Regions from separate parts of the Homo sapiens genome. Here region 2 is linked to region 1. Evidence: chromatin loops called from intact Hi-C (ENCODE). Cell type or tissue: heart left ventricle. All regions are shown on one strand. Each heading gives the region's core, and the rest is flanking DNA. Links, peaks and the distances in the headings are about the cores only. Region 1 overlaps P3H2 (prolyl 3-hydroxylase 2). Region 2 overlaps P3H2 (prolyl 3-hydroxylase 2).

Region 1 (9,929 bases), core at 2,092-7,091:
TTAAAAATTTTAAAAAACTAATATTCAGATACAACAGTGACCATCAAGCAATATTTATTAGTGCAAAACTGCACACAAATAACTAAAAATCAGTATTTATTAAATAGATGCCAATATGCTCATATAACAGTTATACTACAGCTATTCAAAAATTTTGTAAGTATCATTTTATTTTTTAATTAATAAAAGTTACTAAACAACATGCACAATATAATTCAAACAACTGTTTAAATTTATATGTACATGTGGCATATGTGCATTTCAAATGTTATACTGGAAAATGTTATCCATGATTAGTTCTGGATGATGATGTTGAATACTGATTTCTGAGATTTGTTATCTATACTTTGCTTCTCTATATTTTGCAAATTATCTACCATGAACATAAATTATTCCAGAGAAAGTAAATATCATTCTTAAATCACTATTGTAACAGTCTGGTATCAGAGTATCATATCTCCTGTACCATTTTAACTGCATTCATATCACTTTAAAAATCACAAAGTCACGTGGTATAAAAGAGGTAATAGAAACAGTAGTTTGTGATCAATGTGGTGAAAATATTTATTATCAGAATTTGGCACTAAAGAACAGATACACCTAATTTGGAATTTTAGTCTTCATTAAATGGATGCTCACCTTGTGATTTCTAATCAATGTGCTTTTCTGTGTGTCTGTTATACTTCAATTAAAAAGATTACAAGTAACTCCAGCCTGTTATTTCCTAGATTCACAGCAAAGCTGGCAGGAAACCCAAGAGGTCATTTCCAACCTCTCATCCCATTTCTTCAGTTCCACAGATAAGAAGTGCTGTGATCCTTGAGTATCATTCCATTGCCACGCAGCCCTGATAAAAGCCCTCTTCCTCAAAATGAGCCATAAACAATCTGCTTGTTTTCAGCTTCCGGGCGATTCTGAGCTAATCAGTTACAGGCATGCTTGAGCATAGATGGTAAGAGGGTCATTAACCACCAAGGCCTAGAGTACATCCTGTCATTTGGCCTGGGAACTGTGGCTGCCACAGCAGCTCTGGTGGGCATGATTGAAGGTCGCTGACAGCAGTGTGCCCAGAAACTGCAGTGTGGTCAAGGATCATAGGCTGAGTGTAAATAGTAGGGCCAGAATTTCTAAGGCTCAGTTACGGCAAACTGAGTTTCATTTCAAAGCCAGTGGTATATATACATCCAATAAATGTATGCTTTTAAAAGAAGAGATGCTTGCAATAATGGAAATGATTCAACTGCAATCAAGGACTTTTGCTCTTTTTGTGCCAAGGCCATACCTCAAATGAGCTACAAATAAGGCTGTTTGGAGAATTATGTCTGCAGCTGTGTGAACTTTGCCTGAATTTTTAAAGTGATAAACAAAACTTAACAAATAACGCTTTAGGGGACAGTTCACTTTTTTGAGGAAGGATCAGCTATTGAAGCACATCATGCAGAATATCATTTGTCATTAGATTAAGAAATACTCTCGTATCAGTAAAAGACAGGACACTTAAACTGTAAGTTAGGACACTTGGATTTTACCTTTGAGCCTTCATGTACAAGCTATATGACTCTAAATTATTTGATCTTGTGGTGTTTCAGTTTCTGGATTAGTAAAGTGTGATTGGATAACTTAATCTTGAGATCCCATTTATTCCAAAAATTGTGAATTTAAATCTAGAATACTATGATTCTTGGCCAGGTGCGGTGGCTCATGCCTGTAATCCCAGCACTTCGGGAGGTCGAGGTGAATGGATCACTTGAGGTCAGGAGTTCGAGACCTGCCTGGCCAACATGACGAAACCTGGTCTCTATTAAAAATACAAAAAATTAGCCGGGTACAGTGGCATGCACCTGTAATCCAAGCTACTCCAGAAGCTGAGGCAGGAGAATCACTTGAACCCAGGAGGCGGAGGTTGTAGTGAGCCAAGATCGCACCACTGTACCCCAGCCTGAGTGACAGAGCGAGACTCTGTCTCAAAATAAATAAAATAAAGTAAAATACTATGATTCTAAAGGTACAATTTCACACCAAAAGCATCACTGTAAAAAAAAAGATATCACCTAATTTATCATAACACAATGTAATTCCTAGATTTATTACAGACCCAGTTCCATCTCATTATAACCAGAGGGGAAAAACTAAAAAGAGATGGAGGGTGCATGTACAACTGAATGTAAATTGAACATCTTCTTAACCAATCTGTCTTTTGATTTTCAACAATTTGCTTTATGTCTTTTCTCTCACTTCCTTATGCATCCTCTAAGTTCTCTTTAATAGATTATAAAAATAAAATTAAGAAAGACCTGAAAGCACGAGAGAAGAAAATATACACAGATAATCAATCAAATACATGGTCAATGTGTACAGTTCAGTCTACGATCACTTCTTTTTGAAACTTCTTCTCTTAGTCAGAGGGGATTTGCTCTCTAACTTTGCACTGTGCTACTCTCAATTCTCCCTGAAGAACATCTGACCAACAGCACCTCCCTCAGCTATCATTCATCCACTCCACTCACACCTTTTAGCATATAATGAGAGTGATGCTATGGCCAATACAGAGGCAAAACTGACAGAGATCCTGTTCTCAAGGAGTTCATAGTCTAGTAGTGAAGAAAAGGCTAGGATATGAAACTAATAACTGTCATGCAAAGTAGAAAAGAATAAGTGCAGCTGGGCACAGTGGCTCATGCCAGGAATCCCAGCACTTTGGGAGGCCAAGGCGGGTGGATCACCTGAGATCAGGAGTTCGAGACCAGCCTGCCCAACATGGTGAAACCTTGTCTCTACTAAAAATACAAAAAAATTAGTTGAGTGTGGTGGGCACATGTAATCCCAGCTACTCGGGAGGCTGAGGTAGGAGAACCACTTGAACCTGGGAGGTGGAGGTTACAGTGAGTCAAGATTGCACCATTGCACTCCAGCCTGGGCAACAAGAGGGAAACTCCGTCTCAAAAAAAAAAAAGAAAAAAAGAAAGAAAAGAAAAGCAAAAAGAAAAAGTGCACCAAGACAGATACACATAAAATCTCATGTGATTTCTGAGAAGGGAAATCTTCCTGGTAAACTACAGGAATTAGGGAAAGCTTCCCAAAATATATGGCACTGGAGAAGTGCCTTGAAAACAAAGGTGGGATTTGGACATGTGGAGATTAAGAGGGAGAAACATCAAGAAAGAGAGAAGTGGAAGAGACATTTGGTATGTACTTAGGGTACCTGAAAAGGATTAATAGGAGATCAGGTTGAAAGATAGGTCGGGTCAGATCTTGAAAGCCTTGATTTTCAGATGAAGACAGTCACATCTGTGTCTACAGAGGACTCACTACAGGTTGTATTTTAGAGGAATAATGTGATTGAATTTTTACATTAGAAATGTATTAACTTCCCACAACTAACACTTTTTTCTGCAGATGTATCAACTACCTTTCAGAAAACTCCTCCAGGAAATTTGAGCATGGCTTTGTCTTGTACTCCTCATGGTAACACAAATGGTCACTCTTAGACCTGAATTGGGCAGATTTCATTTCGTCTATTTAGTTCATATATTGGACAAATTTGGGCTTGTTTCTCCTGGGCTGAACCTTCAATGTCAGCAGTGGTGATTTCCAGCCATATTAAGATATGAAAAAAAAAAACCACCAAACACACATGCACACACACACACACATACACACACACAGAAACAATTAAACACAAGTGTCCTTAATTTTGAGATATTTATGTGCTTTGGCAGGAGCACACTCTGGATTTTCAGGGCCAAGTGCTCCCTGCTTCCTGGAAACTTGACAAAAAAGAGAATGTGTTTGACCAAAAACTATCAAAAGCCAGAACATTCCCTGAAGTTCTTTGCTGGCTCTAGGAAATGGAACACTGGGCAATTCTTCAGTACAGTGCCAGGCTACCTTAATCATGGAAAGATGGGAAAGATGAGGCAGCTATTACTACAGCTGCAGCAAAGTGAGAATGCCTGCTCACTCATTCACATATCCACCTCCCTAGGTCTATCTTGTGATCCCAGCATCCATGTGCTTTAGAATTAATATAAGCAGATCTGGGTTATTGACATTTGCCTGTGGTCCCAGAACCAAATAAAGCTGAATATTTTATAAGGTATTATAACCCACAATTCTAGCCTCACTCATCTGAGAAAAGGGAGACTCCTAGAGAAAGATGACATGTCCAAGCCCACATGGCTGCTTGGTGGAAACAGGGATTAGTAATGAGTTCTTCCAAGTCCAGGTAAGGACACACCACAGCCTTCTCTTATAAACACTGCAAAAAGTCTAGACTCTAACTCAGTAATGATGATTCATTTTATCAATAATTTTGACTACCTCAAAGTAACTCTGATGACAAGCAAGTTAAAACTCCTCCAGCTTAGTCTTTTGGAGGAAAGGGTTTTTCATTCTAAATGCTGGTTTACACACAGTACCATCTGCCTCAGGGTGTTACTAAAAACTTTTAAGCATCACCTATCTACTGCTGAGCCTTTCATTAGGCATTTGTAACTGAAAAGAAAAAAAATTTAAGGGAAAAACCAAAAAGAGGTAGAAAAACTTTCCTGACTGTTTTTAGCTTCAGTTGATTCTGACTTAATCCTACTGGCATGCATGATTCAATAGTTTATGTCAAACACAAATTCCAGCCCAGTGCCCTCCATCCGACATGTTCTCATTCCTGAGCCTGACAGCAGACCTGGTCTCCTAGCAACACTGAACATTTTCTCTGCCTAGTCATCTGTAGCAATTGGTTCTTTTTCATGGCTGTGCTCTTGTCTTCAGTCCAGACAAACCAAAAACCTTCCCTGTAATCAAAGGGGTCTGATGTCTAAAGTCAGACCTGGAAAATCAGTTGAAATTGAACTTATTTTCTTCCTTCCTAGGTCTCCACCTCCCTTTCTCTCCTTCTTTCTCTTTTTTACACACAAACATTTGTATGCACATGGACACACACACAAACCAGCAAAAGAATGGCCTGAAATCTGTCCTGGAGATGGGAATACTATCTAGTACAACAAGCATAGAATTGTTCTTGTCTATTGAAGAAATCAGACAAGTCCCAGTGCCTCTTTGGTTACCTCATCATGTAGAAGGGAGATGATAAATACTCAATTCAAAGTGTCATTGTGAGACTCAAAAGATACAATGAAGGATGAAAGGTTTTGTAACAATAATGGCTATACAGATTAATACAGTTATTACATTATAAGCAGAGGAAATGTTTTTAGACATGTATTTAGGAAGAGATGCAACTACGCAAGCCTGTGAAAAAGTCACTACTCACTTAAGAACAAAGCTCTTATCAAGATATGAATGGAATTTATTCTCTTTAATCATCCAAATTTCAACTTGTACCAGAGCCTTCCTGGGACCCATAGAGAGTAATGATTGCAACTGATGAGGCATATAAGACCAGGGATAGCAACATATCATTAAATTGAATAATTGTTGCATGACCCAAAACTGCTCCAACTGGCCCAAGGCAAATAAATCAAGGGCCCTTCCTATTGCTTTCAACATAGTTCAAGAGATGAAAGTATTGATGGGTAGCGACTCCAAATCCTCTCCATCCCCTTTCTCAAGGGCTAATGGAGTAGAACTAAAATTTGTAAGTAGATAAGTTGAGGGAGTGAGACTTATTTAGCACTCAAAGTCCCTGGACTGTAAGCTCCACTAATCCAAAAATTATGTCTGTTTGTATTATTTTTTACTTATTGTATCTTCAGTGCTTAGGACAGTGCCTAGCATTTGATAGTCACTTGATAAACATTTGTTGGAAGATGGGACAAATTCAATAGTCAGGGCTATGAAATTGGTCATTTTAGCAGTTTTTACTGCATTTATGATGAATTTAATTAAAACTTACAGGTTACTATTAAACAAGAAAGTATATGTCAATCATTTAGTACTTAATAGGATTTCAATAAATGAAATCTGTTGTTTTATCTTCTACTATTATCAATTTCAACCATCACTCATTACCACCTACTAAAGGCAACTGATTAGAGGGAATTGTGTATGAGGAAACTTCTAATCAAGCAAAGGAGACCAACGAGCTATAATAGCCCCATGAGACAAGGGAGACATACTATGACCCAATGGCATATATATTCACAAACTGGAAAAGGACACAGAAATGTAGTGTTATTATCCTCACTCATAATCTCATAGGTAAGAAAAAATAGGCTCAGTTCCCTGAGCTCTAACTGTATACCCAAACTTTTTATTTGTTTTTTATTTATTCTTTATAGGATCATCATTCTCTTCCTTCCCATGAAGACTTTGTTCTTCCAGGGAAGTAGCAAAGAAATCCGTGTGGATGCCCTAATGTTCTTAGTTAAGGGTGGAAGAGTGGTCAGACAGCTCCCTTGGGAAGTGCAGGAGGGTGAAAGGACTGTTTACACGAGACTGTATGCACAGTGGTTGACAGCATAGACTCTGGAGTCCACATGCTCCAATCCTAGCTCAGTCACTTGCTGGCTATGTAACCTCTGACATCAACATTCTATGACTTAATAATCCATATTTGAGCCAGGTGTGGTGGCTCACACCTGTAATTCCAGCCCTTTGGGAAGCTGAGGCAGGTGGGCCACCTAAGGTCAGGAGTTCAAGACCAGCCTGGCCAACATGGTGAAACCCTGTCTCTACTAAAAATATAAAAATTAGCTGGGCAGGGTGGTGCATTCCTATAATCCCAGCTACTCAGGAGGCTGAGGCAGGAGAATCACTTGAACCCAGGAGGTGGAGGTGGCAGTGAGCTGAGATCACGCCGCTGCACCAGCCTGGGTGACAAAGCAAGACTCTGTCTCAAAAAATAAATAAATAAATAAATAAATAAATAAATAAATAAATAAATAATCCTTATCTGTAAAGCTGGGGACATAATAGTACCTACCACAAAGAAGTATTGTGAGAATTGAGTTAGTATATGTAAGCACAGATGAATGATACATCAATTTAAATTTTACTAGTAGTAGGTTATGATTTGGCAGAATCATTTTAGATATATGCCAAAAGCTCATGAAACCTTATTTTCTTAATACCTGATATTTATGAATTGAAAGTCCACTAATGTCCCAAAACACAGAGACACTGCCCAGTGTGCATCACCCTTTCCACCTTCTCAACAGAGTACCTAACACCACCACACCTGGGGCTAGCAACTGTTACACAGGAATGCATTAGCCATTGAACCTCCCCCTTCTTAATTCACTGATTTCAAGCTGTATATTACAGTGGTGAGAACCTTTACCTCAAAGCAGATAGAACTGACTTTAAATACTGGCTATCATTTACTAACTGTGACCTAGGCAGTTAACCTGTCAGTGCCCAGTTTTCTCATCCATAAAAGGGGACAGGAGAGTATTAATGGCAATTTCAGAGATTTGTGATACATCATTTAAATAACATAATATATGAAAAGTCATTAGGACAGTGCTTGTACAATAAAACTACTCAATGAATCATTGTTATTATAATAGAGTAGGAAAAGGCAAGTTATATATTTCCCTTATTAAGTAGAGGCATAAAAAATTAGTGTGACAATTCAAAGTCATAAATGGGTAAGGAAAGTAACCGTAGAATCTTGAAAATCAGTTCAGAGGTGGCATAAGGGCCTGACAGATAAAAGGAAGAGCATAGACAAAAATCACAGACACATGTGTGAGCATGATGCATTGAGGCAAACCCAGTATTTGATTGGAGTTGGATAACAAGATACGGGCATAGCAGAGGGCACTGAGGCTACAGAGTAAGCCAGGCTTTAGTGTATGAAGGACCTTGAGTGCCATAGTAAGAGTTTTGGCCACACAACATCTGATCATGTTGGCATAGCCGGGAGAGAATTAAATTTGAGTGCTTTTTTCTTTTTCTTTTCCTTTTTTTTGAGACAGAATTTTGCTCTTGTTGGCCAGGCTGGTGGAGTGCAATGTCGTGACCTTGGCTCACCGCAACCTCTGCCTCCCAGGTGCAAGTGATTCTCCTGCTTCAGCCTCCCGAGTAGCTGGGATTACAGGCATGCAACACCACGCCCAGTTAATTTTTTGTATTTTTAGTAAAGACAGGGTTTTTCCATGTTGGTCAGGCTAGTCTCGAACTCCCGACCTCAGGTGATCCTCCTGCCTCGGCCTCCCAAAGTGCTGGGATTACAGGTGTGAGCCACCGCGCCCAGCTGAGATTTGAGCATTTTTTCTAACCCCAACTGTAGATGGTGTCTGTAAATTTGAGAGGCAAACCATAAAAACATAACAAACAAAAGAAAAACATATGGCAACATCTGTAGTGGAGACATGAAAGAGAATGAAATAAAAATAATGACTTTCCCATCTCTTGAATTCACAGAAACCCTCCAGAACCTCATAATTAAATAAAAAGAAATATGCTGCTCTTTCTTTCTGTCACAGACAATAATTTACTTCCAAAGAAGTTCAGAGCTTAGATTACCATGTTTATGTGAACAGCTCTGGCTGATAGTCACACTCAGAATATCTAACGCTTACAGATACTCTGAGCAAACCCTTGGCTCTTCTCTTTGTTAGTGTCTCCAACTGTATAATAGAAAAAGCAGAAGTATTCCTGTCTTTTACATAGAACTAAAGAAATTATCAAATAAAATTATGAATATGTATCAATCTGTAAACTCTAAAGATTTTATGTGTTCTGTGATATTTATTATTATGGTTCGTTTGTGTAGGCAAGGTAGTTTGACACATGGAAGCCTAGAAATAAAATAGAGATTATAGTATGAGGCACTTAAAGAGATAGAAGTCTTTAAGACTTTCTTATCTGAATTATTTTTCTTACTTTGGTATATAATTAAGGGCAAAAACAAGGTAGCTTCATGTTACCATCAACCCTAAAGTAAGTGGATTATTTTTAAAAAGGCTTTCCAAATTGAATTGTATGTATGTAGTGTATCTTTACAATAATAAAATGAATATAAATGGAAAGAAAAAAGAATGATTTGGAAAAAAGAGAAAGGGCCTTCAAATTGTTTCAAGAAAATGAGTCTGATTTCTAAAAGTGTACTACCATCTAGTGTCGCCACTTTCTCCTCTTCAGGCCTGAGAGACAAAGTGACTAGTGACAAGTGACTACCGTTCCAGTCTGGAGGAGAGGCACTAAGAGACAGATGCCAGCATTGTTTCCATGCTAGCCCTGCATATTACTGTTTTGCATGCATTAACTTCCTCAAAACCCTTGAATGATGAATTCAACCACTTCTATTTTAGAATACAAACTAAGTTATAATATGAAATGCAGACAAGTTGAAGAGTCAATCATAGGGCTGGGGCTGTAGGATGATACCCAGCCACTCATTTTGGCAAAATTATAATTTATGAAGTATAAAAATGTGCTGAACAGCTAAGGCTTTCTGAGACATCAAACTTAAGGCATTCAGCTGTACATGCTAAACATGGTTAAAACAATGGCCTTAGCTTGTGGCCGGGCACAATGGGTCACGCCTGTAATCCTAGCACTTTAGGAGGCCAAAGTGGGCAGATCACTTGAGATCAGGAGTTTTCGTGACCAGTCTGGCTAACAGGGTGAAACTGCATCTCTACTAAAGATATAAAAATTAGCTGGGCTTGGTGGTGAGTGTCTGTAATCCCAGCTACTCAGGAGGCTGAGGCAGGAGAATCACCTGAACCCGGTAGACGGAAGTTGCAGTGAGCTGAGATCACGCCTCTGCACTCCAGCCTGAGTGACAGAACAACATTCTGCCTCAAAAACAAAACAAAACAAACAACAACAAAACAACAAACATTGACCTTAGCTTGAGGCGAACCTGGATGCAAGTCCTGAGTTTGCCTTCTACTTGTGTGAAAACATACAAGGTAGTCTTGGTTTCCTCATCTATAAAAAAAGACTAATAATAATGCCCACCCAAAGATTCTTGTTTTAAATTGATATATCATAGTTGTACATAGTTTGAAGGTACATAT
Region 2 (9,929 bases), core at 1,846-6,845, 54 kb before region 1:
TAAAAAGATAAGTGCCTTGCTAACTCCACTACTTAATGCTGCAGTTTAAGTTAGATATAGGCATAAGAGGGAATGAACTGTAAGTGCTTGTTGATGTATTTATGTATGCCCCACTTAAGACTGTTGTACTCCTTTCTAAATTATTCACTCTTTCAGGTCAGAACAAGTATTTCTATCTTTCCTTATAATACAGCCATCGGCAAACTTCTTACACCGTAATGGCCCAGGATATTACAGAAATACATGCAGAAATCTTAGTGTCACTGTGACAGACACAGGAAGAAACTACTGGATCCTATGCCACTCATCCTTCTCCAAAACACATATGAATATGTTTTGACCAAAGCCTGCCTTGAGAAAGCCAAGATAATTGCCATTCATTTCAATAGCTGGGAAGATTCAATGCAGTCACTTTTCTGACTTGGCATTTAAGGAAGGGCTAGTTAGACAAACAGAAGCGAGGGAAACCAAAGAAGACTGGCCCTCCCAGTGTCTGTCAACACAGGCTCCTCTCAGGCAATGGAGATTAAGGATGCTGATGTTATTTTTAGCCACATTTCCCCTGGAGTGAATGCCACTTCTTATGCCAAAAAATAAGGTATTTCTTTCCATTCCAAAAGTCCACTGTGAAAACTTCATATTCAGAATACCTGAGAGAGTTTAAATGTAGTTTTCAGAACCGAAAAATTGTCAAAATATTCAATAGCATTTATTCAGTGACATTTATTTATTTATTCTTACATGATGAGACTAAATCATATCCCTTTATCCCTATATCCACAGATGTCTGGATGCTGATGACTGTCCCTTTATCCCTATATCCATAGATGTCTGGATGCTCATTATCGTTTCTATTACCATTAATTTTGCACATTTTAATAGTAAGAAGACAGATGACCTGGGTCTGTCTTTCATTTTTGAAACTTCAGCAAGCCACTCCATTGCCCCCCTCCTGTCAAAAGCCTCATTTATAATAATAGCAATGATGATCCTTGCTTGGGTTGCCTCAAGAAGTTGTGTGAGGAAGAAAAGGAAAAAATCCATGTGACATTACCTAGAAATTAAAAAATATATATATATATATATATATATATATATACTCACAAACCCACAATTGATGCTTCTGTAATTATTTCTATTTAAGTATGTCTTGTCTCCATCCTGATGACAAGGACTTGCCATATGTTTCATGTTATCTCAAGTGCTTCAGAAGAGTAGGCATTCAGTGGATATAAATAATAATGATGAGAATAAAATTTAACATACCTTACCCCATGAATACAATTCTGCGAGTAGTCATCATTGCCAGCAGGTGGGGGCACAAACCTGAAGACTTTAATTAGAAAGGTTCATAGTTGGTCTACTGCTGAAATATGGTGAAAAGCTATCAAATTAGTTCAAAGTTTCTTCCATTATCTGTGGTGGCTGCCACCTTCAGAAAGGCTAAGGCGTTCAACACCAGGTTTCTGGCAAAACAGAGACTGTAGGTTTCAGGAAACCTACACCAGGTATCTGAACAGCACTGGATATGAAATCAGGAATAAGTCTTAGCACACGAATGTGTGATCTTGCTAATGTAAACGTCAAAGGATTTAGAAAAAAGTAAAATGAATTAGAATTTTTCTTTTGCGAAAGAGTGGAAGAGTTGTCTCAATAACCAAGATTGCCTTCTCTTTTCCATCTTAATCCAAACATGTTTTTCTTCTTTTTAAAAAAATAAAGCAGCTTACTGGATTCCCAAATATAGTATTAATATCAGTGGTAACTTCAAAGAAGCCACGATCAGTTCTTTAAGGACTTTCCCTCCTAGCATCTTTTTTATGGCTCAATAGGCCTGACCTCCAGGTCTCATCTTAAAAGTCAGAGCTTTCCCCTTTCATGAAAGTCTCCTATGTCTCATCAGTGCCAGATACACAGCAAAGTTAAATAGGGTCACAGTTTAGCGTGGGTCTCTAGGGTGAAGCCCATCCAGGGGTGTGGTGATTTTTCCTATGCATGGTCTGGCTGGGCGGCTGCTACCCACACGTTGATTACTTTAAGCCTGCTGAAGTGCTTGAAGCCTAACTGGCCTTTTAGAAAGGCTTCCTAAGGAGTCCTTTTCCAAGGAGAGGTGGCATCTGTCAAAAATGTCAAACAAAAGAAAGCAATGTCTACAAAATCCCTATTAAAATATTGGGGTAAAAGCTGGATGGCTATGGAACTGCAAGGAACTTTTAAGTATAGTTTAGTCCAAATCCTTCAGTTTTATAAAAAGAGAAACTGAGACTCAAAAAGGCAAAATAATGTTTTCAAAGTCACTTGGAAAAATCTGAGACCCCAGGACCCTAAGTAACCATCTTTGCCTTACACCAGGCTAGAGTCCTCTAGATGTTTATTCTAAATAATGCCAACTACAGCCATCTGGAAACCAATATTTACAAAGCAGCCACCATGAACTGTTTCCAATAATCAGAAACTTGGTCTGAAAAATTAATAAAACAACAAAAAGTGCTTGCGAGGTTCCAGAGATTTTTCACCCTTTATGCAGATGTTTTAGTCTGGTGGAGAAATGAGCACAATCAGTGGTTCCCTTTCTTATGCATCAATGTGGCTCATTAAAACAATAATTTGCCTTTGTCTCTATTTTTTGTCATTTCCTTAAGATTGAAAAAGTAAAATTCAATTATTAAACTATTTCAGTTTGTTTTTAAAGTCTTCCTTTTTTCAATTTTTTGTTCTGTAACAAATAGATTTTCAACAATGTTATAATGCATAAATTCTAGCCAAATATATTTTTTCTTTTATAATTTCCTTTTTTAAAAAAGTAACTTTCTCTTCTCTCCAAATATTTCATCCCTAAATTATGTAAACTTTTCTCTTTCAGTTTTAAAAAATAAAATCCATACTTCTGGCTTAAATTGCACACATTTGTAATATTCATACCAACAGATGCCTATCCAGCTAGCTGTACATCTGCCTACCCACTCATCCATTCATCCATCCTTCCATCCATCTTCCCAGTTATTCACTTTTTCAATAAATCTTTAATGAGTGCCTTTCATGTGCCAGGCATAATGCTAGGTACTGGTGATCTGAGTGTTTAAAAAATAAGCATCTCTGACCTTGAGGATCTACTCCAGTGGTACTAAATTTGTAAATTCTGGATTTCGTTAGACAACTATGTACAATATTATATGATAGTGTGTTTCTCTAATGTAACTGACATTACAGGACAGTTCTTAAAAGCTGTCAGTGATACTTTATTGCCTATTCATTCAACAAATATGTAATGAATGTATATCATGTGCCAATTACTATTTTAGGGATACATTGATAAAAATAATGTTCTTCTAGGAATGTACAATGACATTAGCCTCTAAAGAGTATTGAGAGTATCTTGGTTACAAATGACTAACCAGACTTCTCCCAATAACTGAGAAACAAATTTTACCATTGATTTATTTTTCTTATAGTAAACATTAAAGAGCATCTCACAAATAATATTCCATATAATAAACAGTAAATTCTTAAAATTTACATATGTAACATTTGTGACTTTAGCTCTCTGGAAATGACCAAAGGCTTTTAAGAAGTAGTAGATTTGTAGTTTAAGGCACAAATGAGCCCCTCAGGGGTGGGGTGTGCATTCAAGAAAACAGATCCAGCCAGGGGACCAAAATGTTCAGCCCAAAGTGGCTTTGCTTTTCTAAACCCATGGTAACTAATGCAGTAACTCTCAGGATTCCATAAGACCTTTGTTTCTTTATGAAATATAAATAATGAAGTGAAAGTCTCCTTTAGGTATTTTATACAGAATAAACTTGTATATACTTTTTTATTTAACATATTATCCTCCAAGAAACATTATTTGTTAGTTAAATGCACATACACAAATTTCTCTATTTGCAAAGTTGGCAATTTAGAGGGTTTCTAAATAGATCAAAACCCCAAATGCCTTCAGAGGCGAGGCAGATAATATCAATAATGAAGTGGGTACTTTATAAAACCATTAGGCAGTGGTTATCAAATTCTGTTATGCCTCAGAATCACCTAGGGGTCATAGGTGACTGCTGGTCCCCTCCTCCGAAGTTTCCGATTAAGTAAGTCCAATACAGGGCAAAAAATATATATATATATTTCTTTTTTTTGAGATGGAGTCTCACTCTTTTGCCCAGGCCCGAGTGCAGTGGCGCGATCTCGGCTCACTGCAAGTTCCACCTCCCGGGTTCACGCCATTCTCCTGCTTCAGCCTCCCGAGTAGCTGGGACTACAGGCACCCACCACCACGCCTGGCTAATTTTTTGTATTTTTAGTAGAGACGGTGTTTCACCGTGTTAGCCAGGATGGTCTCGATCTCCTGACCTCACGATCCGCCCGCCTTGGCCTCCCAAAGTGCTGGGATTACAGGTGTGAGCCACCACGCCCAGCCAAAATATATACATATAGTTCTAACAAGTTCCCAGGTGAAGCTGGTGCTGCTGACCAAGGACTACACTATAAGTCTGCTGTAAGAAATGGTGAAACTGATGACAAATTAAATAGCCTTACTCAATTGCCGTTTTGGGAATGGAGGTAAAGTACTGGCAGGTGATTCAATTTTTTATAAAGATGATGAGTGTGTTACTCCATTTTCATATTGCTCTAAAGAACTGCCCAAGACTGGGTAATTTATAAAGGAAAGAGGTTGAATTGACTCAAGAGTTTACATGGCTGCAGAAGCCTCAGGAAACTTACAACCAGGGAGGATGGCGAAGGGGAAGCAATGAACCTTCTTTACGAGGCGGCAGGAAGGAGAAGTGCCGAGTGAAGCGGGTAGAGCCCCTTATAAAACCATCAGATCTTGTGAGAACTCACTATCAGGAGAACAGCATGGGGAAAACTGCCCCCATGACTCAATTACCTCCACCTGGTCTCTCCCTTGACATGGGCGGCGGGGATTATGGGGATTAGAATTCAAGAGGAGTTTTGGGTGGGGACACAAAACCTAACCTTGTCAATGAGAGTCTATTTATCTATGTAAAATTTGTTGGCAGTATTTAAAAGCATTGTGCAAGTCTACACTTGGAAGCCCAAAAGATTAAGTCCATAGATTGGATTTGCTATGAAGGCCAAATATTTGTGTATTTTGTTCAACTGTATTTAATTATGTTAGGTTTAATGTACTAATGTTTTACATAGTATTACAAAGGCAACATGATGTCCAGAAAGCTCTGTTACCAATACCACTTATTTTTATGCATCCACTACACATTACTGGTGAGATATAAAGTGAATTATTTAACTGTTAGGGTCCCGTTTCATCATCTGTAAAATATAAACATATGTGCTTTAGAGGATATACTATAATATTAAATATAATAAGGACATGGTGCATGGTGCCCCTGCAGTTTTTTTAATGCAGGGGCCCTGCTTGGTATGAAATAAATTAAGTGTATAAATAATTGTTCCTGAATTTTAAAATATCTATCAGAGTACACATGGTGCACATAGTATACAGCTAATATATAAATGTTAGCAAAAAATATAATATGTAAATCTTACTATTTACGACAGATGGATTGGCCAGGTGCAGTGGCTCACACCTGTAATCCCAGCACTTTGGGAGATAGAGGCAGGTGGTTCACGAGGTCAGGAGTTCGAGACCAGCGTGTCCAATATGGTGAAACCCTGTCTTTACTATTAGTAAAAATACAAAAATTAGCCAGGCGCGGTGGCGCATGCCTGTAATCCCAGCTACTCATGTGGCTGAGACAGGAGAATCACTTGAACTGGGGAGGCAGAGGTTGCAGTGAGCCAAGATATTGCCACTGGGCAATAGAGTGAGGTTCCCTCTCAAAAAAAAAAAAAAAAAAAAAAAGAAAGAAAGAAAGAAAAAAAATTGTAAATAGATGAATTCCAACAGTCTGAATTTACTTTCCTCTTTCATATGCATTGATGGGGCTCTTGGTAAATGTGTCTGATGCCTTCTGTCTGCTTTGGTACCTCTACAGGTTGTTATATCTGCAATGATGTGAATTTGTAAGGCTAGCAGAAGAAAACTCTATCGTCCCCAATATAAAAGAAAGACTGAGAATATAAAAAGAGGATTTCAAGCAAATAATGTGAGAGAAAACACACAGAATTACATTTTTCTTACAGACAATGTTAATATTGGAGTCATTTCAATTTACCTACACATGATCATAAATGGAAACCCTTCTCCACCCTAACACTGCCATAAATGTGGCAAGTACTTTTGTCCTTGATACCCAGAGGAAAATCCAGTCCAAAAACAGACTGACTTATCAAAAGACAAAAAAAAAGCCTTTTAAAAAGACTCTTAAAGGAACTATACAAGTGGCACTCTGTCGAGTCCTTGATATATGCTGTCATATTTAGCTCTTAAAATAGACCTATGAATATGTAAAGCCTACGAAATGGGGGCTTCCTGCTTAATGAATCATTTCCTCATCTGAATTTTTCAACCACAGTCACTAGTAGAACTTTTTTTTTTCTTTTTGCCTCTAACATAATGTTTCTCCAGGAATAATTTCCCTCAGAGACCGTAACTTTTCATCCTTTGTAAGCCAAAAGTCCATAACATTATTATCTTTTATTTTTCTCTTTCGCAGGCTAAAAAAACCAAGCTGCATTATCCCTCAATTACTTTTTAAATTCTTAATATTTTAATCATTAATAAGTAGCATGGTGAGTTAGTCAAGACTGTACACTCTAAAACTAAACTGGCTGGATTTTAATTTAACTGGTAATTTAGTAGGTTTGTTTTCTTGGACCACTAATTAACCTCTCTGTGCCTCATTTTCCCCAAGTATAAAGAAGACATAATAATAGTATTCACCTGTGAGGGTTATGATGCGGATAATGTAAATTGGCATTTGTTAAGAACTTAGAACTCTCCTTTGCATATAAGAGTTTGATAAAGCTATTATCATTATGTCTCACTTACATCTTCTTCTCTTTATATTGCAGCCCCAAAATAGATAAAAGTCAAATAGAAGTATGAATGAAAGAAAATAAAATGAATTCGAGATATTTTTGGAGCTGATTCATTTACAAATGGACTAACACATAATAAACCTCAGTCGGGAATCTTAGAAGTAACCATCAATGCTTCCCATAAGAATGGAAATTATCTGTAAATCAAGAGCAGAATCCTGACCATGGACCAAAAAAAAATTTTTTTTGAAAAGCTAATTTTAGAAATTTACTACTGGATTTACAGTACACTTTTTAAAGACCAAAATAATAAGTGTTTGTCTTTAGTAAGGGAAAGTACCTTTTAGAGTTGCTAACTTTATTTTGATTTGATTTTTTGTTTTTATTAACCATTATTTCTCGGGCCCTTGAAAACATTTTTCTTTCATCTGGGGAGGTTCTGTTAGTCAGTTTACAAAACTGGCAGCATTTCATTTTTTCAATGAAATTTAACAGAATTTTGTCTCAGCTTTTACATGATGTGTATGAACTTGAATAAATTCATCCCTTTCTTTTAGCCTGTTTACTTAAAAGTCAAATTTTGGGGAATTCCTGTAATCTCTTTCTTATAGTATTGTTGTGTCAGAGACGTTTGAACCAGAGCAACTCCATCTTGAGTAGTGGCTGGGTAAAAGGAGCCTGAGGCGTACTGGGCTGCATTCCCAGATGGTTAGGCATTCTAAGTCACAGGATGAGACAGAAAATCAGCACAAGATACAGGTCATACAGACCTTGCTGACAAAACAGCTTGCAGTAAAAACGCCAGCTAAAACCCACCAAAACCAAGATGGCGCTGAGAGTCACCTCCGGTCATCCTCACTGCTACACTCCCACCAGTGCTAGGACAGTCTACAAATGCCGTGACAACCTCAGGAAGTTACCCTATATGGTCTAAAAAGCGGAGGCAGGAATAATCCACCCCTTGTTTAGCATATCATCAAGAAATAATCATAAAAATAGGCAACCAGCAGCCCTTGGGCTACTCTGACCATGGAGTAAGTATTCTTTTATTTCTTTACTTTCCTAATAAACTTGCTTTCACTTTGTTCTGTGCAGTCACCCTGAATTCTTTCTTGCGGGAGATCCAAGAACCCTCCCTTTCTGGTAACATAAAGATTAAAGTAAAATAAGAAGTGCTTCATAAACTGAAAATATCATACGGGTATTAGTTGTTCTAATAACCAGGTCTGGTTTCCCAATCTGCGAAGTGTGTAGTATTTATCAAAACTCAATGAATATTTGCTGGGTGTATGAAGCTATAAAATGAAAAGGGGATAAGCTAGGAGAAAATATTTATACTTTATTTAAAACATAACTGCCTTCTACAATACGAGCCAAGCACTGTTTTAGGTGATTTCGAAACATTTACTCATTTAATACACATAACAATTTTATAAGGTAGGTACTACTATCATTCTCACTTACATATGACAAAACTGAGGCACTGAGAAGTACAACTAACTTCACCAAACAAATGGGTTGGAAATAACAGATAATGTAATGCAAACACAAGCAGTTTGGCTCTGAGGCCTGTAGTTTTAAACTATGATACCTAACTAAATCTCCGCCACTTAGCTCTGGACAGAGAAACCACCCAACAGATAATACTATACCATGAAGCAAAGATGATGTAAACACATCTTGTGGCATTTTATCTCTGTGTTCTATCCACAAGGGCAAGAACAGGGTTTCACAGCCAGCGAATTCCACCACTGTGGAAAATACAGTAACCCATTCTTAACCCACGTGAGGGACAGTGGTTGGGTACCTGAACAGTACTGGAATAAAATAATTAACTCTGAGGAATTATGACCTTATAATGAAACATCAGGTTATAGAGAAAGAGGTCATTAATTAAACTATAAAAGGGCTTGTACATATTTGTTGTATTTTCACTAAAATAAAGTAGATATTTAGATATAGGTTGGTGCAAAAGTAATTGCGGTTTTTACCTTTTTTTTTTTTTTTAAGCAATGGCAAAAACTGCAATTACTTTTGCACCAACCTGTAGGTACTGTTAACATTTAGTGTTTAATGAATCTTAAGTGGGTAATCGATTCATAAAATATTATTTTCTATCACTCACTGCTCAGGATTTCCCTCTGCTGCTCTTCCCACCCAATGCTGGTGCATGTATTTTGCACACAGGAGGTCCTTTGTGCTGGGTCTGAGCATTCACCTCCTCTCTGGCTTCACGGAATACATTTTAAGACCAGGCACTTGAACCCAGAAAGTGGAGACTGCAGTGAGTGGGCCACTGCACTCTAGCCTGGGCGACAGAGCAAGACTCCATCGCAAAAAAAAAAAAAATAAAGAACCAGGCTTCCACTACCTCCTCTGCTCATATTGTCTCTTGAGCCCTCTGCACCCTATTCCTTGGTCTTTTATTTAAGGTGCTTTTCTATTCCTGTCAATAAGTTCCCTCTATTTCCACATATTTCTAGAAGAATGATTGATAATTCTCACAATTTCCATGATATGGAAGCAAAATTTCACAGTACTATGCCAAATAAGAGACACACATTAAATGTTATTCCCACTTTTAAAGGAAAAAATTACCATACTTAGCAAGAGAAATAGCAAAGCCATTCTCAACTGGGGAATAATTTTTAGGCTGGCCTCTCATCCAGCATAGTGAAGAGAAAATACACATGACTGATATTCCCCTCAAGCCCTACTCTTGCAGAGCACTCAGGTTTAGAGGCTTAGTGAAGGTCGGGACTGGGAGAAACAGAGAAAAATCTGTTTGAAGAGGTATCCCAGCCAAACTCTGGAGACCTGACATCCTCCATCTTTTCTGTTGACACACAATTAGAGGGGAACTTGTCAAATATTTCCATATCTGAGGGGCTCTCTCAGTAGCCACAGATCAGAAGCCACAACTTAGACCAATGATCTTTTTGACCACAAGTGCCATGGTTTAATCTTCATAGTGCCCTGCATAGGATTTGCCATTCATTGAATGCTGTCAGAAT

What was found. Peaks named below come from ENCODE experiments on the same cell type or tissue, not always from the same donor. Only the 100,000 strongest peaks of a DNase experiment are listed, where the experiment ranks them.
Region 2: a loop joins it to region 1, with 2.4 times the contacts of the local background. A loop is called at or near these places in 5 of 110 quality-filtered maps.

The regions. Positions count from the first base shown.
Region 1 is chr3:190,072,545-190,082,473 of GRCh38, forward strand. The region is part of intron 1 of P3H2 (prolyl 3-hydroxylase 2); the gene reads right to left. Among named protein-coding and RNA genes, the nearest start is that of P3H2, 43 kb to the right of the region's middle. In heart left ventricle, for the core only: no CTCF peak of the experiment used is centred there; no DNase peak of the experiment used is centred there; H3K27ac peaks cover 668 bases.
Region 2 is chr3:190,018,718-190,028,646 of GRCh38, forward strand. All of the region lies in intron 1 of P3H2 (prolyl 3-hydroxylase 2), which reads right to left. Among named protein-coding and RNA genes, the nearest start is that of P3H2, 97 kb to the right of the region's middle. In heart left ventricle, for the core only: no CTCF peak of the experiment used is centred there; no DNase peak of the experiment used is centred there; H3K27ac peaks cover 634 bases.